Regions from separate parts of the Homo sapiens genome. Here region 2 is linked to region 1. Evidence: chromatin loops called from intact Hi-C (ENCODE). Cell type or tissue: IMR-90. All regions are shown on one strand. Links, peaks and the distances in the headings refer to the core of each region. The heading gives the core; the rest is flanking DNA. Region 1 holds the start of LOC105373851 (a long non-coding RNA gene). Region 2 has its middle 14 kb from the start of MIR7845.

Evidence for each region. A loop is a pair of places that touch in the nucleus more often than their neighbours do. Peaks named below come from ENCODE experiments on the same cell type or tissue, not always from the same donor. Only the 100,000 strongest peaks of a DNase experiment are listed, where the experiment ranks them.
Region 2: it touches region 1 in a loop (2.5-fold over the local background); 4 of 110 quality-filtered maps call a loop at or near these places.

The regions. Positions count from the first base shown.
Region 1 is chr2:207,329,122-207,340,048 of GRCh38, forward strand. It overlaps LOC105373851 (a long non-coding RNA gene), which reads left to right and starts at 5,239. Exons shown (of 4, transcript XR_923809.3): 1 at 5,239-5,561. RefSeq lists enhancers at 1,785-1,964, 5,142-5,191, 5,452-5,861. In IMR-90, for the core only: no CTCF peak of the experiment used is centred there; DNase peaks (open chromatin) are centred at 1,910, 5,780 and 8,720; H3K4me3 peaks cover 1,265 bases; H3K27ac peaks cover 2,870 bases.
Region 2 is chr2:207,175,214-207,186,140 of GRCh38, forward strand. No RefSeq gene overlaps it. Among named protein-coding and RNA genes, the nearest start is that of MIR7845, 14 kb to the left of the region's middle. In IMR-90, for the core only: no CTCF peak of the experiment used is centred there; DNase peaks (open chromatin) are centred at 5,688 and 9,338; H3K27ac peaks cover 735 bases.

The sequences.
Region 1 (10,927 bases), core at 1,244-9,243:
GTGGCAGTGGGATGGTGAGAAGTAGTTAAACTCCAGACAGATTTTCAAAGTAAAGCTGACACAATTTGCTGTGGGACCAGATGTGGGAAGTGAGAGAAAGGGAGGAGTCAAAGATGACTGAAGTATTTACCTTAAAGTCAAGCCATCTGAAGCCTAACAAAAGGCTGTTGAACTTAGAGTTTACGAGATGCTGGATGGCCTTGGTGAGAGCATTTCCTGGGGAGTGGTAGGGGTGGAAGTAAGATGGGACTAAATTGAGTAATAAATGAAAGATAAGGGAGTAGAAGTAATAAGTATAAACTATGCTGTGTGTACGTGGAGAGGAGACTTGATAGTAGCTAGGATACCCTAGGTTAAGGAAAATGCATATAAATATGTTTAAGATGGGAGAGAATTAAGTATGTTTATGTGCTGAGAACAAGAAAGCAATAGAGAAAGAGTGATTGAAAACACTGAATACAAAGAGCAAACCTCCTGAAGAGATGGGAGTGGGAGTGATGTAGCCCAAAGCACAGGTGGAGGGGCCAGATCTGGACACAGGAGGATTTTGAAGGGAAAGAAGGAAGAAAGGAGGGGTATGGCTGTCAGTGTTTCTGGGGTGGGAAGGGAGAAATTGAGGGAGTTCCTCCCTGACAAGCTATACTTCTTTCTGTGAATTAGAAAGTAATATCATGAGCCAAATGTAAGGTTGTTCAGAGTGAGAATGGTGAAAATTTTTAACATTCTCTTGGAATAAAGAAGCATAGGATATGGGCTGCCATGAGGACCTTGCAAAAGCTGGAGATTGTAAATACGTAGCTGAATCAATTCACATGATTGTTAAGAAACTGACCTACATAGCAGGAAACTGCTTATACAATATACCTCAATCCAATAACACAGTGGGTCTCATCTCTGTTTCTTATGAATTGATAAAACATGATCTACAGGGCCAAAGCCACAGTTTCAACTATTTAAGAAGAATGGTGCCCACACTTTTCCGTTTAAGTTATGTACAGTGCAAAACTACATCAAAGCCTAGTGCTAAAATAGGTTTAGGCCAAATTCAGATTTATTTCATTAAAGAGCTCCAAATCCTTTGCTTCTTTCACACACTGTTTTGAAGAATATATCTGTTTGTTTTCAGTCTTGTCCATTTCAACATCCAGTTTCTCCAGTAGTAAGAGATATCAAACAATCATGAAAATTTTTCATCTCACTTTATTTTATTTTATATTTTGTAAAGGCCTGTATCACTTGGTATTTACCTGAAACTTAAATCTTAAAATTAGACTATTTTATTATTGAAACTTTTCCAGTATGCTTTTAAGATTTCTGCAGTCTCTCCATTTGAGAAAGAGATAATTAAATGTAGTAGAAAACTGCCTTATCATTGCAGTAGTTGTATAATTTATTTTTTTCCATTGGGCAATGTGCTTAGCAACTTGCACATTAAGCCTTCTATTAAGATTATATTAATATCATAAATATGCAAAAAGGAAACCACTCTGAAAGTTCAAAATAATAACAATAACCTTTCCCTCAAGTAAAACCTTTTATCTTGAGATCTCTATGCACTTTCCCAACAAGCCTGAGTATCCTTGCCCAGCCACTTTTGCAAGGAGACAGTTAAAATGCCGCCTTCACTTTATTCACTGACTCCAAATGCTAGTTAGGATCACCGGAAAGCAAAGCAGATGCCTAATGTAATCATGATTTTAATTCTTAACATTTCCTACAGCAGCATTTATAACCTTTAAGAAAACAGGACCTCTAGTCTGTAAAAAGCCCCAAGTGGATGTCTCTTTCTTCTTTGCTTTATTCTTTAGCCATGGCAAGGAAGGGGCAGAAGGTTGTAATTCTGGCAAACTCCCACACATGCAACATGGACTCATATCTCTCACAAAGGACACACATGCACACTGATGCAATCACGTCTAGAAATGAATCAGTGCCCTTGAGACAGGAGCTCGTGACTAATGCTCTCTGAGTAGCGCAGGGGCAGCTTGGCAAACCAACTATATCGGGGCCAGCACAGAACAAAGCACAGGTGAGCAATGAGCTATAGCACAGGGAGAGGGAGGGGCTGATCCATGTGGTTCCAGGGCTTGAAACACATCATCTGAAGGTAATTCCCATGTAATTATAGAGCGCCAAAAAGGGAAACTGAGCTTTGGCCTGGGTCATGCGTGCAAACGCACTGTAGGATCTATGGTGACTTCCTTTACTTTTCTTGGACTCAGTTTCCTTATCTCGAAAAATGAGGAATTGTAGCACAACAGAAAGACTCCTTTCTCCTTCCACACCCTATGAAATACTCAAAGGCATTGCTTCCTGTTCCCTCAACAGAAAAAAAAGAATGTCATAAAAAGAAGTGGCGGGAACTGTTCTCCTAAAAAATATTTTAGATACTCAAAAATGACTGACAAGTTCTCCAGGTTGTTTCAGCACTATTTGTTCTGTTTGAAACACTAAACAAGCAGGAATGGTAGAGAAAAAAAAAGTGTTTCTCTCTTTATCCTAAAGTATAGTCATGCACTGCATAATGCTGTTTAGGTCAATGATAGACCACATGTGATTATAACACCATGTTTTACTGTACCTTCTCTGTGTTTAGATACACAAATACTTACTATTGTGTTACAATTGCCTACAATGTTCAGTACAGTAACATACTGCACAGGTTTGTAACCAGCCCAGGAGCAATTGGCTAGATGACACAGCCTAGGTGTGTTGAAGGCTGTATCACGTAGGTTTGTGTAAATGCATTCTAATGTTCGCACAACGATGAAATCGCCTAATGATGCATTTCTCAGAACGTATTCTCATCATTAGGTGATGTATGACTATAATGTCCATGGAAGACATTTTACCAACACATGTACACTTCTGTGGGTATTTCTCTGACAATGTCTAGTCTCCTAGAAGTGCCTAACGTGGAGTGTGGAGTATCTTTCACCACAGTGCATAATTCTGCCTAGTCACCACTTTCTCTAAGACATTTATCCTCTAAAGCATCTTTTTCCTGGAATCACATCCCAGGGAGTAATTTATTAAAGAAATAACCAAAATCCATAAATTTGTCAGCCTTGTTTCTCTCCTGAAGGAGAGGTAAAAAAGAAAGATAACCTTCCGCAGCTTGGGTCAGCCGGACTTAAATTGAAGGGGTCGTTAAAGCAAATATATGAATGTTTGGGGAAAGGGAGGCAAGGAAGGACCCTTGAGAGAGACGAGTGACTGCTCAGTCTCAAGCAGTGTCTATTACACACAAATATCCCAAGATTTCCCCTTTGCCTTTGACAAACTGGGAGGAGGGAACAGGTTGTCCCAAAAATTGATGTGACTGGAAACCAAATTTTTTCTACTGTGGAGGGTGTCTGCAGTCTTAATTACTCCCTTCAAATGGAAGAACAAAGCTCCCATGGAGGAACTGGAGAGAGCTGAGCTGAACTGAGCTGTAGGTTGATCATATTTCAAGGTTTGCTTGTAATCAATACTACTTTGGTCACCCCCAGACCATTACTGCAGAAGCCTCCTTACCAGTATCAGGATCCTACTTTGCTCTGCAGCCACTTCCTGGAGTTCTTCGAAAACTCTAAAAGAAAACAAAACCCAAACACATCACATCAGAAAGATGAGGCATTGAGAAACTTTATAAGCTTAAGAGGAAGTAGATGCTTGTGTAGGGGAGTTTTTAGATTAGGGAGAAAGAGACAGACATACGAAGAGAGAAAGTCAGTTCTATTTCCAGAGAAAATAAGAAGTTGTTTTGTTGAAGATTAAACCTATTATCAGGGCCGAACCAGATCCACCAATAAAGTAGTACTCTTTATTGCTCCTCAAGTGTTTGGCATAGGTATTTTCCACTTGCAGCTAGCATCTTAACTGTATATCTAAAACTGACATTTGCAAAACCAAACAGGTGAGGGGCCATATTGGCTCTGGAAAAGAATTCACATCCCTAATACACAGAAAATATGATTTATAAAAATCCACTTTTTTTTCATAGAACCATTCAGGAGCACAGCATTGATAGAAAGTGAATATTCCTAGACTCTAACATAAAAAAAAAATCTAGTCAAAATGTATCATACAGTGTTGTTGAAAGAAATTGCACATACATGTAGAAAACAACTTTACATTGAAAAAAATCTTTACTGTTCATGGATTAGGTTTTACCTAAAGCCCTATTACTTGCAGTTGTGCTCATCCCACAGATGTTTACTCATAATCTATCTTGCTCTTTATAAATCAAGTCAACAACTATTACATGTCTTTTATGGACTCCAAATTTCAAGAACTCTGTGAGAGGCATACAAACAACATATATATAACGCACAGCTATCCATGACATGGATTTCAACTGTATCCCCCAATAACCCAGGTTCTTCAGGTCATAAATGGATGGGCTTTATCTTCTAACAATCCACACGATCTGTAGCAGATTTTCCAGATGGTAAGCAATGGAATGACCAACTGTCCAGGTTTTCCCAAGACTGAGGGAGTTCCTTGGTTGTGAACGTTTCAGTACTAAAACCAAGATCTCAGGCAAACCTGGATAAGTTGGTCATCCTAGAGAGTTGAGGGAGAAATGACATCATTCAATTATATCAGTGTAGTAATCACATACTTGTCCTCTGCTTCTTCCTTGTCTTTCTTTCCTTCCCTTCCTATCCCATCTTACTCTCTTAGGATAGCTCTATGGCACAGTGACTAAGAACCAGATTGTGGTTTCCAAATAGATACGGGTCTAAATTCCAGCTTTGCCATGACTTTTTAAAAATCTTGTACAATTGACTTAACTTCTCCAGTCCTGCTTCCTTACTAGTGACACATGAGAAAATGCATATGAAGTACATACCATCATGCCTGACACATACATCATGCTTTATACATGTTAGTCACTATTGTCTCTGGATCATGCCCTTATGGATACTTCCAGCTTCCAGGGTTCTGGTTCTAATGAGACCAATATCAGGGCATGCTATGGATCAACAGGAATTAAACCTTCCCACCGCAGTGCATTTGCAGAGCCCTATGCAAATCAATCCTTTGACGTTTCATTAATGAGAACGCAAAAAGTAGGTACAACTGAAAGCAAGAAGTAGGTATAACTGCAGCAACATCCTGATTACCCAGAATTTTTCCAACTTTTCTCATCCAATCTCTTCAAGCAACCCCCTTGCATTATTGTTCCCATATGCTCGACACCCAAGCACATAGAGACATACGCATCACATAAACACACAGAGGGACACACATACACACAGAGGTTTTTATATGGCTGAGCTGGGAGAAGCCAAGTAAAACACTTTTTCTTTTGTTTCTAGACTATTTAGCAAATACGAGGAAAATGACGTGGCACTGAAGAGGGGACTTAGAGAGACAGGGCCAGTGGGTGGAGGAGGAGAGGACGTGCCGGGAAAAGAATGCAGAAAGGAGATTTTTTTTGGCCACAGAGTTTTTGCTAAAAGCAGCTAGGAAGCCCCACGGCTCCAGTGTGCGTGAACTCCTGGTAATTTCCTTGGGGAATCCCGCCTCAGAGAACCTCTACCCCGAGAATTAGGAGGAAGCTGAGCTAGGTGAGTTTCCAAACGGAGGGGGTGGGTGAGTGACTAAAGGCCTGAAGACCGGCCCAGACGAGTTTCCCAGTGGGCGTCCCCTGGCTGCTCTGACAGCCACAATAGGAACTCAGTCCAGAAGAGGGGAATGCCGAGGCCAGGGACGATTCCTAGTGTTTTCCTTTGTCTCTCAGCTTCCTGTGTTTGAAATGAAGGCATCCGAGGCTCTCTGTGGCCACTCTTGTCTGGGATTCTTTCCTCAAGAGGTGTTCTTGAATTTGTGAGAACTGCCAGGAAATGGCGTGAGTCATGTCTTCTTAGCAGACAATATTCAGCTTTAGAAATTCCCAGAGATATGACTTGTTTATAGGAAAGGAAACAGGGCTATTCTGAGCTGCCAGGGGAAGAGGAAAGCGCTGCTCATTTTTTAAAATATCGTGTTGAAAGGTCATACACGCGGCCAGAGTGCCAGCAAGAGCCCGGTATAGACACTGATGTTAGCAGTTCATTTGCCTACATTTCAGGCGATATTTTTGAGCGTGGCATTTTAAAATGCGAGTTCCATGGCATTGAAATTCCACTCCCAGTCTTAAGCCCAAAGGCATGAGCAGGGTCCAAGGCGGAGTCTTGGTTGGAGGGGTGCGGCTGGGGTGTTGTTAGGCCTGGCTGAGGGGAGGGGAGGAGCATATACAAAGACACCACCTTTCTCTACTTTCTAATTTCACATTTCTTGAGCAGCCAGCTGATTTTTGTTCCCATATTCCATGCTCCTTCCTCTACTGTCTTTTCTTCATAGTGTTAACAACTGCCATGTCCATTGTCCTTACCTTAAAGGATTGTTCAAAGCGGCCAACTTTGGAAAATGTGTCCAAGGAGAGAAACTCGGGGGGATTCCTACTCCTGCAACCCTTGCTTCTGGCATTGGACCACCTTCTTGTGCAAAAAGTTTGGTCCTGAAATGTTTGAACTCGTAAAGGCACCGTTTACACATCTGTCACTGTTAGCAGAGCCAGTCAGCTGACCACAGAGATTGATTTCCAAGGAGAAAATAATCCACTGAGTATTCACTGATACAACAATAATTAGCCAATGTGATAATTTCATAGATACCACATCTGATAAAATCAACACCTTTTCCTAATTACAGAGTAAACATTTCAATAGGAATAGAAGGATGCTCCTTCAATGTGATAAAGATGCTCTTGGCTTAAAGTAAATAAAGATTATAATTAATTGGCAAACATTGAAAATCAGAAACAAACACAAAGAATGTCCTTTAGTATGATTATCACTGTTTCTGGTTTTTGTTTGTTTGTTTTTTGGGGTTTTTTTGAGACAGAGTCTCGCTGTGTCGCCCTGGCTGGAGTGCAGTGGCACAATCTCGGCTCACTGCAACCTCTGTCTTCCAGGCTCAAGCGATTCTCGTGCCTCAGCCTCCCGAGTAGCTGGGACTATCAGCTAGCATCATTATCACTTTAGATTCTCTGGTTAATGCAGTAGGTTATAAACACAAAAGGAATAAATTTTTGTGAACTAAGGTACTAAAGTACATGAAAATCACACAAGTATAAATCTGAAAAAGTCAAAAGAATTAACTAAAAGCTTTCTTTATTTTAAAAAAGAGTCATAAAGTGGCTTGGAATAAGATAAATACCTAAAAAGCAACAGTATTTCTATATACTGGCAGTAAACAGATAGATAATATAAAGCAAAAGAAAAGCTATTCAAATAGCGACAAATATAAAATATTTATAAACTCAATAAGAAATGTATTAAAAGTTTTAAAACCTTGATTGGGGGATATATTTTTAATAATTAAGAGGAAGAGTTATATTTTTATTAGATGGAAAAATTCAACATAAAGATGCCAAGGCTCCTCAAACTTACTGAAATAATTCTGTCTAAAGATCCAACGGGACGTTTCTTGAAGGTCATTAGAATGAACACTGACGAATTGCTAAGCTTAGTGCTTATCTTATTAAAAACATTCAAAACTATAAACAGGAAAACTAGCAAAATGCAAATGTTCTTAGGGATCAGCCTCGTCAGATATCAGAACCTATTGTAAAAACTGAAACTGTGTTTGATGTAAATATAAAAATATAAAGAAAAAGAAAATAATGAAATCCCCTGAAACAGACCCTGTTATATACATATGTGTCACATTTTATAGATGGCCTCATAGTTCACAAAGTTTTCCACTTGCATTATCTTTTATGCTTCAGAATCATGCTAGGAATCAAGTCGTATTATTACCCTCAGTCTTAGTTCTGAAGAAACTGACACTCAGAAGTGGCTTGACCAACATAATAAAACTAAGATAAACCCAGACTTGAACCTAGATTTTCTGACTTCTCTTACCAGGCATCTTTTCACTACATCAATCTCACAATACATTGGAGAATATACTTTTTTTAACCATACTGAAATTAGGGGAAAAAATGTTTCGACCTGCCCTTACACCATGTACTCCTGCTAACAATAAACAAACAAAATCCTGTAGTTGTTTGATGAAACATAGAGATATGACACTGAACTAGGGTCTGTGTCTGTGGTTGTCCCTCACTGAGTCCACTCACAAAGTACGAAGCTACAATGCTTCCTATTCACCTCCTCCCACCCCCACCCCCACCCTATCACCCCCATCCACCCCAGATGAATTACTTATTGTCACTAAGACGTAGCAGTGCCCAAAGTGAAATTGAAACTCTCCAGCAAATTACTGTTAAAAGAAAGTATAGTCAGTCTGTTTCTGGGGAGGGGTTGGATAATTAGAGAGCAACTAATTAGGAGCATACAGTTAAGAGTAAGGACAAACAGAAAGAAGAAAAGGAGTAAGCAACTCATACATAGTGCAGACCCACTATGTGGGAAAACCACTCATCTCTGACATTGTAGCAAAAAAGCAGCTGTCAACAATAAACATAAATGCTAGCCTTAGCTGAATGGGCACAGCTGTGTTCCAATAAAACTTTATTTCCATAACAGGCAGCAGGCAGACTATACATTGATGACTCCTGTACTAAGCAATTTAAGATAGTTTTTCCATTCAATTATCCTAAAAAAAAAACCCCTTTAGATAAGAAATCAGAGGTTACTCAACATGACCACCTGACATTAAGATGGATACAAGTATTTGCCTCAGTAAGTGGCAGAGCTGAAATCTGAACTCAGGTCTTGTGACTCCCAAGCTGGGAAGCTGGAAAGTGTGTAGTCTTCTGATAGGGCAGCCTCCTGTGACTCAGAGGTTTAACTGGATTTTATGGGTGTGAAGTCTCAGCAGGTAGAAGAGGCCTGAACAGGCTGCATCTAATGAACTAGACATGTGTTGCACTGAACCAGGCTGGGAGTACGTGGGTGATCTCTGTTGCAATCATTTAACAAAGTAGGGAGGTATAGACATGCCCATTCACCTCAGACACACCCCTCGCCTCCGAGACATCAAATCCGCTCCTCCTAACACACAGCAGGGTGCAGTTGTGGTCAGAAGTGAGTGGGAGAAGGAGGGTAGGCAGATGGGTGGCTGTTTATGGAAACCAGGAAATCCCAAAAAATAAAGTCATCTAGAGCAATTCAGGCAACTTCTTTGAGTCCAAGCTTTCCTTTCTGTGGAATAGAAATGTCTGTCCTCTTTCTTTTCTTTTTTTTTAGCAAGATGTCAGAATAATACAATAGGAAAAAAAAAAAAAACTCTGTGTAAAGTTCATTGGGCACCTCAGGGATACATGTCATTTGATGACATAGTCTCATTGTCACCTGACGCCCCATGACTTCAGCTGGCTCCAGAGTCTGCATGTAGCTTTCTGTGGGGAACTCTGCCATCTTTACATTTAACACATCTCTGCTGACAGACCAGCACTATTGAGCTGGTGCTTTGACAACCACGTCGACAAGAGACCAGGAGAGATGCCATGTAAAGGTGAAAGGACAGTGACTAAGGGGAGCAAATGAGCTTTTAAACGAGCCTGACACCATCCAGCTAGTTTTCATACTCCCTCCTGTGAAAAATCTTGACATATTGGTACATTGCTATGAGTTATTTATTTATATCGGTGTATAGTGGCCTAATATTATTTGCTCTTGCAGAGTGTTATCTAGGACTACAAACTTATTTTATTTTAAGCTCAATGACATTTCATCAACAGTTAACACAGCGTGAGTAGCTAAAAGTCACTTCAGGACAGTACATGAGGCCTCTCAGATGTTGTTGCTTTATTGCTTGACTGGATAGTTCTCTGGCTTTCTCTACTTTTGATGGTTTCTGTTTTTACCCAGCTTTGTCTGTTTTGAGCTGTATTTTTTCAGTCCATTATTACATATTATATTATTTATTTCACCACAAGATTTATTTATTATCTGCAGTAATGAAAACTAATTTGTTTCATTTGCCCATGTTAGCTATGCCTAAAAGGGAAAACAATTCTCTCTTGGTCATACAGAGAGGGGTAGAATGGAAAGGAGATGGGTACAGTCACTGAGGAGTCTCTAAGAGGATTCCATCCTGGAGAACCCCTGCTCTGGGCTTGGAGAACTGGGCTCAAACAAGGCAGGGTTCATGTCAAACCCCTGGCAAATTCTCTCAATTTGGGACTGAGTCTCTCATGGTGCCTAGACTTTGGTAATGCTTTCTGGAAACTCAGAAACTGTTGGTCCTAATCTCAATTCAGCTATTGACATTCTGGTCTTTTCTATTTAAAGCCACAAAATTGACTGTTTATTTTCTAGTCATAGTTTAATTTTGTTTTGTTTTAAGCTCTCTTAGTTGATTTCTGCCCAATCAATAAGATCAGCCACACATTTAATCTGATTCTGTCATTGAGACAGCTGAACACCCTGGCAATTCTACAGCCTACTCTGGGTAAGTTCAGTCCATATAAACTCAGCCCATTTCCAACACCTCTGTGACAGCTTTCTCATCTGTAATATGAGAAAACACTCACCTAGTTCACAGAATTGTTGGAAGAATTATATAATAAACAAGACTGTACTACATTTTTTAACTGACAACATACATTTTCTTAATAAAAAATAACATTTTTAATAAAACAATAATAATATATGTCTCCAAGAAGACGAACACTAGATTTCTCGGGTGTTCTGTGTGTTGCAGCACTTTGCTGGTGTTGACATGAATTTGTCAATCAGAACAGTTATACTCATTAATAAGAATAAACATTGACTTTTGCAGTTCTGTACTGATTATAATTTAGCCCTCTTTTAAAAAAACTATGAAAGTATTACATATAGAAAAGGGCATAAATGTTACGTGTGATGAAGTTTCATAAAATAAACACACCTGTGAAACCAACACTCAGATGAAGAAACAGAACCCCTACAGCGTCCCAGAACCAGCCCCATGTGCCCCATTCCAGGCATTTTTCCTCTAA
Region 2 (10,927 bases), core at 1,832-9,831, 150 kb before region 1:
TAGCCGGGCGTGGTGGCGGGCGCCTGTAGTCCCAGCTACTCCGGAGGCTGAGGCAGGAGAATGGCATGAACCCGGGAGGCGGAGCTTGCAGTGAGCCGAGATCGCACCAGTGTACTCCAGCCTGGGCGACAGAGCGAGACTCCGCCTCAAAAAAAAAAAAAAAAAAAAAAAAAAAAAAATTCCTCCATTTGTGCCATCTAAATGGGAGAAATAATGCTTCAATGCCCCTCTCAGAATGCTTCACAATTCCCCTAACTCTCTTCTCCTCCCGCTTTGCAATGCTCAAAGATTGTTTGAAGCAAATGTGGTCATGCTTTATACTGTGTCATTTCATTTTGGCTTCTCCCAAACTGGGCATCGTGGAAGGTATGCCCTTAGCTGCTCTGCCTCCCTTTGGTCATTATTTGGGAAGCCAGTGCAATCTCATTTGATGAAGACCAAAAGGTAGCATAACTCAGAGAGGCTTACTCCTCTTACCCAATTTGTCCAAATGGGAAATTCCACCCAGCTCTCGTTGTGCCACATATAAGCCCCAATCCTTTCCTTTTCTGTGATATCAATTTTCAATCTTTGAGGAATATTCATGTTAAAGCAATCCTCTTTTGTTTTGTCCTTTCTACATGTTCAAAACTATTATTTTAAAAAACAATTTATTAAAGAACATACAAAATATCTTTAATAAAATTTTAAAATAATATTGCTTTCTATAGTATTGTTTGGACACCATATTGTTCGTGCTGGATTCTGTCAGCTTGGCCTAAACAGGAGCAGATGATATTAGCTCAAATGATATCAAATGTGCTTGAAAGAATATAGAAGTTCTAACGCACGTAGAAAAATTTTCATAATTAAAATTACCAAAATCTACCCAAAGAATATGAGATGTTCTCAAAGAACCCACTTTACAGAGGGATTTAGAGTAATATATTTTTCAGAATTTAAGGCACTTCTCAATCTATTAAGAAACAGTTACTGTTACATTTATCACATTTTAAGGGAAACTATAATCTTGAATATTGTAACATTTCAAAAGGTGATATAATAACAGGCCTTTTTGTGAACTAGTAACAGCATTAGCCAAAGGAAAGCTAAAGAGTAAGGACTGGTTAAATATAACTTTCTTCCACACTGCCCTGGGGTAACTGTTGTCCTAAGTGACCTTTAAAGATAATTTAGAATGGAAACAGATCTACTTTAGTAGCTTTACTAAGTATTTGACAACCTAGAATTTCCCCTTTTTGATTTGTCTTTACCATAGCAACCTTCTGATCTGTGATTTCCTCTTTTGAATGAACTGACTTATATGAGATTTCCCTTTGTAAACACATAGTATCTATTTTTATTTATTTACATACTTGTTTCTTATTTCTTTTATTCCAGAGAGGAAGTATGAACAAATACAATAAAATACAGGAACTACAATACAAAAAAAAAGTATTAAATAAAAGACAGAAGTCAAATACCAGAGGATAAGGGAGAAAGAAATATAGTAGATATACATTGTTATTCTAGCTCCTTGTAACTTTGCTTAGTGTGAATCAATGCCCCTAGAGCACAGAATCTCACCTATTTATGGTTATTTACTGGAAAAAATTTTCAACATTGCTATATGTTTAAAAAGTTGATGATAAATTGTTAAAAAAATTAACTTTGAAGTCATAGAGAAAAGAGGTGGAGGAGGCAGCAGATAAAGGGGAGAAGGAGGAAAGGGAAAAGAAGTGTGAAAGTAAGACCAGTTTTGAGTGAGGGTGTGTGTGTGTGTGTGTGTGTGTCTGTGTGTCCACACAAATGAACCTTCTTTTCTCATTTTGATGTTCCTTCTGCAGGTATTGAAGGAAGCTAGTTTAGAATAATTTATTGAATGCTCACTAAGTGCTGAGTGCTGTACTAAATGCTCTTACATGATTCTCTCATTTAATCCTCCAAACAACATCAGGAAATAGATATTATTGGCATCATCCTTATTTTATTAAGCGGTTAAGTAAATTGCTCAAAATTACAGAGCACAGAAGGAGTACAGCCTGGATTTGAACCCAATGAGCCTGGATTTCAAATTTTAGAGTCCTAACTTTTAAGCTGAAACTAACAATAAGGGCAAAAGTAACAAGGTCCTCAGAACATGTCTGTGTTTTTTACTCCTTTTTTGCATCCCCTAAAACCTGGCACCATGCTTGACACAGAATACTTAATACACACTTATTACATGATCATATGTCACAGAAAGAAACAATAGTACTCATTTGGTTACATTTTTCTCTATGTTCTCCATCCTTCCTGCATGATTTCTATCCATTTGTCCATCCATCCATCAATAAATACAATGCAAGGATCCATGATGACTTATGAAGAATGGAACGGGTTCAAAGATTAGGGAGATATCAGCAAGAACCATATATATTTAGAACATGTAGATTGCAACCAAAATTCAAATAAAATTTTTTAATGTTTTTTGCTCCTTAATGTAGACTTAGCTTTAAACATTTGCTATGTCAGTGTTTTCTAAAACTTGCAGTTATTCTGTAACACATCCCCAGTCTCTACATGTATCTGAATTTTACCCACACTTCCACAGATTTAACTAATTTCTCCTAATGTTTGCAGGACAAAACTAAGGAAATGTCTAGACCCTCAGGGTAAGGGAAGCCCCTAGAGACCGGCATGTGAATCACAAACTCAAATGCTTATGGACCAGACAGGTAACCTCAATGAGTAAGGTGGGCCAGGTGAGGATGTTGGATAATTGGAGGACGCACATTCCATTTAAAGGTGATGGCTACTGCTCAACTCCAGCCATCTGTGACAATACAGATCCACCATGTGCTGCTAGATCATCTTATCTTTCAAAGAAAGCAAAAAAAAAGAAAAAGAATTTTTTTTGTGTGAAATCTCCTGATTTTTAAATTTTGACAAGGAATCCAGATATACAAGAAAAAAAAAATATTTCACATAGAACAAAAACTACACAATAGCAGACCAAATTTGGCCAATGGGCAACCAACATGTGACTTCTGTGGGAGTACCTACCCCTTCCTCAAAGCAGTAGGGATGCCTACTTGTTGGTCTGCTTGGCAACATCCTTCACCACGAATTATCCCACCAGCTATGGCTTAAGCATTTAGGTGAGCAGGGGCCCCCATGCAACCCACCTGAAGGAGGCCATTCCATTTCCAGGTGGCTCATAGTCATCTAAGACTGAGCTGTAGTCCAGCAGACCTCTACTTTATTCATATTGGGGATGTTCTGTCTTCTGTAGCATCCCCAAAATACATCTCTTTTCTTTTTCATATACCAGCCCTTAAAGAACGTGAAGGCAATTATCAATTTTCAGGGGCTGCTGTGAGGAATACTAGAAGGAAATCTATTATTTCAAGTGTGGTCCAACCAGTGCAGAGACAGAGTTGGGTTCTATTTTCCTTTGTTTCCAATACTGTGTTTCTATCAAGGCAACCTAAATCTAATTTTGTTTTGTAAGTGCATCTCATGGTTAACTTATATTAAATTTATAATAAACTAAAAACCTATAGGCCTCCCTCATTCTTGCTATTTTACCCCAAGACAGGACCTTTATGTGTACTTATTAAACTTCATCTTTTTATATTTGGCTCATTTCCTTTCTGTCAAAATCTTTTTTAGATTCTTGATTTTATGGTCTAAAACATTTGCTATCCTTCTCGATTCCATATCACTTATAAATTGGATAGGCCTGATAATAACAGCTAACATATATAAAGTTTGCTATGTGCCAGGCACTGTTCTGAATGCTTTACATATATTATTTCATGCTCACAACTGTCTCATTTAGCTACTAATCATATACCTATTATACACATATAAGAAAACTGTGGCACAGAGATGTTAAGTAACTGATCCTGGACCACACAACATCTAAGTGATAGGAACAGGTGAGGTGACTCCAAAGCCTGCAAGCTTAGTTGGTATCCTTTGCTTTACCCCATCAGATCTCAGAGGGCAGTGTAGATAGACAACACTAGAATGATAAACCCTTTTAAAAACTGCCCTCCTGTAATCCCAGCACTTTTGGAAGCCAAGGTGGGAGGATCACAACGTCAGGAGTTTGAGACCAGCCTGGCCAATATGGTGAAACCCCATCTCTACTAAAAATACAAAAATTAGCTGGGCGTGGTGGCAGGCACATATAGTCCCAGCTACTCATGAGGCTGAGGCAGGAGAATCACTTGAACCTGGGAGGCGGAGGTTGCAGTGAGCCAAGACTGTGCCACTGCACTCCAGCCTGGGCAACAGAGTGAGACTCCATCTCAAAAAAAAAAAAAAAAAAAAAAAAAAAAACCAAAAATAATAAAAATTGGCCGGGCACGGTGGCTCACATCTGTAATCCCAGCACTTTGAGAGGCCAAGGCAGGTGGATTACGAGGTCAAGAGATCGAGACTGTCGTGGCTAACATGATGAAACCCCGTCTCTACTAAAAATACAAAAATTAGCTGGGTATGGTGATGCGTGCCTGTAGTCTCAGCTACTCGGGAGGCTGAGGCAGGAGAACTGCTTGAATCCAGGAGGTGGAGGTTGCAGTGAGCCGAGATCGTGCCACTGCACTCCAGCCTGGTGACAGAGTGAGACTCCGTCTGGAAAAAAAAAAAAAAAAAAAAAAAAAAGCTCTATTAAAATGCTAAGAGCATAGATTATTAATCCCATTTATCAGATTAAAAAAGCTGAGGCTTGGAGGTTAAAGCAACTTGTGTGAAACCACGTAGGAAGTTGCGGCAAAGTGAGTGCTAGTCCCCAAACCCCTTGCACTCTTTCTACTGCCTAACTTTATCCCCAACATGCTGTTACTTCAAATCTGATTAGTGTTGGAGGGAGAGCTACCCATCCTGTGGCCACTCATTAAGTGCAAGCGTTTTCTCCCTGGTGGAAAATGCTCTTGATTATTTACGCCCTTCCCCCACTTTTTTTCTTTGCTACCAGAATCCTAATGCTCTGATTGAAATATGTTCAGTTAAATATATACTTGCCTGGCCTCCCTTGTAGTCAGGGAAGCCAGGGGCACAGTTCTGGCTAATAATGTATGAAAACAAGTCTTCTGGTATGCATTAGTTTTCTGGGGCTGCCATTGCAAAGTACCAAAACCTGGGTGGCTTCTGGAAAGGCAATGTATTGTCCCATAGTTCTGGAGGCTAGAAGTCTGAAATCAAGATGTTTGTAAGCTTGGCTCTGAGGGAAGGATCTACTCCAGGCCTCTCTCCCTGGCTTGTAGATGCATGCTTCTCATTCACATGGTTCTCTCCTAGTATGCATGTCTCTGTGTCCACATTTCCCTTTTTTATATTGGGTTAGGGTCCACCCCAATGACCGTCACCCTTTTAATTTGATTACCTCTGTAAAGACCTATCTCCAAGTAAGTTCAGATTCACAAAGAACAAAAACTATGCTGATTCAGAGGTACTGGAGGTTGGGAAAAACATATCTGGCTTTGGAGAGGACAACACTCAACCCATAATGAGGGGGGCTGGTATGGGTTGCTGGGGAAGCTTTTGCTTTCTTTGTAAAAGGGGACAACCATGGTGTGCCTTCCTTCCACTGCCCCTCCTTCTCTCTGCCTTATATACTGCCTCAGTAGTTGGAGCTACCCAGCCATGTCATTATTATGAGAGAATGACCCAGAGAACTAAGGAACTGAACCTATACCAGAAACTGCCTGAGTCTGGATATCTTGTTACATAAGAAAAATAAACCCCTATGCTAAAAGTCATGTAGTTGGGTTTTCTGTTACTCATAGCCAAACACATTCCTAACATATTACCATTCTCAAAAATCTAGCTTTGTATGATTTTATCAAATAATACCAATTAATCCAAAGTAATTATCAGGCTATGTTTACAAATGATTTAGATGGAGAATGGGGTTGAGCAAATCAAGCAATGAAATGTTTTGAAAACAATGTCTAAGAAAAATATGTTCACTGTGAAATACTATACAGCCATAAAAAGAATGCAATCATGTCTTTTACAACAACATAGATGCTGCTGGAGGCCACTATCCTAAGCAAGTTAATGCAGGAACAGAAAACCAAATACCACATGTTCTCACTTATAAGGGGGAGCTAAACATTGGCTGCTCATAGACTAAAGAGGGCAACAATAGTCAGTAGGGACTACTCGAATGGAGAGGAAGGGAGTGGAACAAGGGTTAAAAACAACCACCAATTGGCAACTATGCTCAGTACCTGGGTGATGGGATCAATCGTACCGCAAACCTCAGCATCATGCAATATACCCATGTAACAAACCCACACATGTACCTCCTAAATCTAAAATTTTTAAGTTGAAATTATTTTTTAAAAAGTGTGTATGTTGAAAGCTGTGCACCAACAGCTTCAAGCTTCCTATTGTTGCTTGTTTTTGAAGGTGACTGGTGTCTTCCAGGCCCCAATGTTGTTCTTGAAAAGCCAATAAAAAAGATCCTGTTTGCTATTCTTAGCATTTATATATACTAAGGCTGGTGTGAGAAAGAATAAGGTCATGGGTTGTTACCCTCAACGGTGGACATTTTAGCAAGTCCCTCTGTGTATTTTGATGATTGAACATGAAATCATCTCTGCGGTTAAATTTTATTGCTTTCAATGCACCTCGGTTTCCCTTCTCATGCTGGGTCCTGTAATGATCTTTCTGGAGTTTGTTTGGAAAGTCAAAGAAGTCTGACAATGGTGGCTGTTTTGTCTCCAGGTATTGCGAGTGTGAAAGAAACCATTGGGGACGGGGCAAGATATCCTGCCAATGAGCCAGGTAGGATGTCCTTTGAACAGGACAGGGCCTAGGGTAGGGCATGGAGTCGCACTCTCAGTGTTGTGCAAGCTCAGGCTTAGTGCCTGCAGGCCCTGAAGCTGGGTGCCTCTTAAGTGTTCACCCTGGATGCTTCTCTTGCCTCTCCCTAGTCCTAGCCCTGCCTCTGAGTAAGAATAATCTCTAATGGACACCATTATCCTCTTGCACTCATTTTAGTCGTTGTATGTCTGCTTCTAGGTTCTAACCTGGAAGTTTTAATTAGTTTTAGTTGAACAGCTATTTTTTAAAGCCATAATCCCGAGAACACATTGAGAGAGGAAGAGATTTTCATTCTTTCATACCCAGGCATTTAATATTTTACAATGGTAACTCTAAATAACTGAGTACCTAGGTTTGAGGCACTGTACTCATATTGCATAGGTGTGTTGCATATATAATGTGCAAAACTCACTAAGAAATTCTGCAACCTAGGCATTCATAGCCCAACCGAGAGATGAAATGCCAGGCCCAGGCCCCACAGAGGAGAGGGCCACTCTCCAACATAAGACTATCTTGCTCCACGTCGACTTGCTGCCTGTTTGACTCCCCTCCCTTCGGGCCTCAAAATCTCTGCTTTCTAAACTTTTCTGGTATTAACTGCCTCAATCACCACAAATACTATCTCTGTATCTCCTGGTCAAATTTTTCTTACTTGACTAAAAGATTTTATTATTGCTTTGCTTCTGTGGTTTCTTTCTCTTTTCCACTCAAAAAAAAGAAAATCATTGAGTTGAGAGTAGATCAGTATGTCAAGTTTTCTCAAAACATTCTTTAAAGCCATTTTCTGACTTAAATGTCTAGAAGGCAAAGCTAAATGGGGCCACCAGGTAAGAAAGCAGGACAGCTCCACACACTTAGGGGAATGAGGAGGGAGAAAATGGAAAGAAAAAATATCTTATTAGGTTTTGTAGGTCAGGGAAATCCTTTCTAGCCTGGATTTTAAAACTTCTGAATTTTAATTGAAAGTATTTCTCCAGGGTATTTACTTTAACATGACTGTGCACTCTCAAAAAAAATTCCCTATCCATGTAAGAAAAATAGTACAAATTCCAGGAAGGCAAAATTGCATTAGAAGGAAGAATTTGATGATGTGCCCTTTCTGCTTCGGACAGTAACCATGAAATTGCTGGCAGCCGCAAAAGCTTCCAGACTTCTATTGAGCATCTCTGCTGGGAAAAACATAATGCTTCAGGGTATGATACATGACTCCATACTCCCACCTAGGAATCACCATTAATTCTTAAAAGAAGTGAGCAATATTCCCCTCAAGATTTATGACCATCCACTAAAGAAAATGTCCCCAAATTTGACAGTAGAAGATTGGTTTAATCTGGGGGCTGTTGTTAGAAAGGTATGAAAGTTAATGAACAAAACTTGACGTCTCCCTGATTTCTCCAGTTTTGACCTCAAATGCAAAATAATGCTTGTTCCCTGTATAACACACACACACACACACACACACACACACACACACACACTCTCTCTCTCTCTCTCTCTCTCTCTCCAAAAGATAGAAATTCTCAGTTGCTCACTTATAACAAGCACAGAATCAAATGCTAAGTGTTAACCACTCATCTTTTAAAAATTCATGTCTACAGAGTACATCTTGGCCCAAACTAGAAATTACTTTATTCTCTTCTTTCTGCATGTTGACTTTTTATCATAACTGTTAACATCATTCTTAGTAATAATGAGGATTATAAGAATACACTGGTTTAAATAGTGTTATCTGTCTTTCTGACTCAATGTATATTTTTATATTGTATCTCCTTATCTTCATTGCATTCCTATAAAGCAGGTTGCTTATCATTTCTGATTTATAGATGTAAAAACCAGGGCATTGCAAAGCAAGATGATATGAAGTCAAATAGTAATGAAAAAATTGGTCCTTTTACCCACTCTCTATATTAGAATTAATTCACTCCCCCTGAAATTCAGGAAATGGGCTGGGGTGCGGTGGCTCACGCCTGTAATCCCAGCACTTTGGGAGGCCGAGGGAGGCAGATCACCTGAGGTCAGGAGTTCAAGAGCAGCCTGGCCAACATGACGAAACCCCATCTCTACTAAAAATACAAAAAGTCGCTGGGTGTGGTGGTGGGCGCCTATAATCCCAGCTACTCAGGAGGCTGAGGCAAGAGAATTGCTTGAACCTGGGAGGCAGAGGTGGCAGTGAGCCTAGATCGCGCCACTACACTCTAGCCTGGGGACAGAGCGAGACTCTGTCTCAAAAAAAAAAAAAAAAGAAAGAAAAAGAAAAAAGAAACAAATAACAACAACAACAAAAAACACAAGACAGAAAATGGAGTGTAACAATACATAAAAAAGAATTTTCAGTTGAAAAAGTGATTTAGCCTTAGCACATGTTTCCAAATTAGGGGTCTTTCTTTCAAATTGCCTTTAAACATAGTACAGAAAACGGGGTAATTTGGGTGCTTTCAAAGCTGACCCACCTGAACCAGGGCATTTTAGGACAACCTTGTAGGAACTCTGAGTCAAATTCTTGTGATGCTATGACTAAGTATCATGCTTTGGCTGCTTTCCCCCACCTCTTACTCAGATTCCCCCAGCCCCCTTCTTAAGGAGAATCCCTTTAACCCCTCCTAGGAAATATCCCTTCCCATAGCACTTCAGAGTCTTTGCGGCAACTCTGCTGCAATGTCCCCACTTGACACTGTGCTCCTTGTTGTGGTGTTAGGGCTAAGTTTCCCTTTCATGGGACTCCAAGCTAGAAGTTGGTCTCAGCACTAATGAAAGATGCACAGTATGTCCATTGCTCAGTCAGCCGTTCTGATCCACTGCTGAGGTTGCAGGTGTTCCTTGTCTCCAGGTTGCTGCTTGATTCGTGGGAACCACCCCCAATCCCCCTCCCACTTTCCACTCAGGTTCTGTTCTACAAGTCTCAGGGATCTCTGCACCACAGGAGACTCAGAGACAACAGGATATGGGTATGGTCATAACCTTCCACTGTCAGCATGTAGAACATAGGATGATTCAGCTCCACCATGAAATGAGAAGATAGAGGGAGGGAAACCATCCACTGTCTGCAACCTGAGAGACTGTTCACCTCCCCCCTCAGCAGCGGTAGGGTAGAAGTGGCACTAACCGATCTAATATTCAGGTAGTCAGGGTTCTAATTCTAGCTCGGGCACTTTCTTTGCCTCAATTTTTACATTTAGACCTAACAACTTTTTTTTCCTGGTAATGACTGTCCATCAGCCACATGTTCCTAGATTTTAGTATAATATTTTTACTGGGCAGTTATTGGATTTTGGTCATCTAGCATCTGTAACTGCTTGCTTTGATAACTGTACTCTGACTTTCCTCTGAGAACTCCGTCTGCTCTAGTCACAGCCCATGAGCTCCAGGATGGAGTTGATGTCTTCTCAGCTCCAGGTATGAAGCATGTGAACCGACCCTGACCCATCAGCAGTTCCTATTTCCTTGGGTTACGTGGTTGATTCAGAGATGGGCAGCCAATCAGAGTGAATTTCAGAACTTTCCTAGACGCTGCCTGAAGAGACTTGCTCTAGCTCCATCAATCTGAGTGTTGGGTGTTGTCATGCTTGGAGCCTAAAGCCACTGAACCATATCACGTACAGTCTGAGAATGAGCCAGCCTATGAGAAGCAATGAAGCAGAGCCAAGAAATGGATCCTGGTGGCTTTGTTGAGGGCTGAATCACACTGACCCGAAGCTGTACCTGTTCTTGTACCTTTAGAAACAAAACCCTTTTGCCAGGTGCGGTGGCTCACACCTGTAATCCCAGCAGTTTGGGAGGCTGAGGCAGGTGGATCACCTGAGGTCAGGAGTTTGAGACTAGCCTGGCCAACATGGTGAAACTCCATCTCTACTAAAAATACAAAAAATTAGCCGGACGCGGTGGCAGGCACCTGTGTTTCCAGCTACTCGGGAGGCTGAGGCAGGAGAATCACTTGAACCCAGGGGGCGGAGGTTGCAGTGAGCCGAGATCGTGCCATTGCACTCCAGCCTGGGCAACAAGAGCAAAACTCTGTCTCAAAAAAAAAAAAAAAAAAAAAAAAGCCAGTTTAAGTTGTGTCCTCTGTCACAATGTCCATAAAAAAATCTACTAACTGACATACTATCTTACTTTTTCTCACTGCTTATAT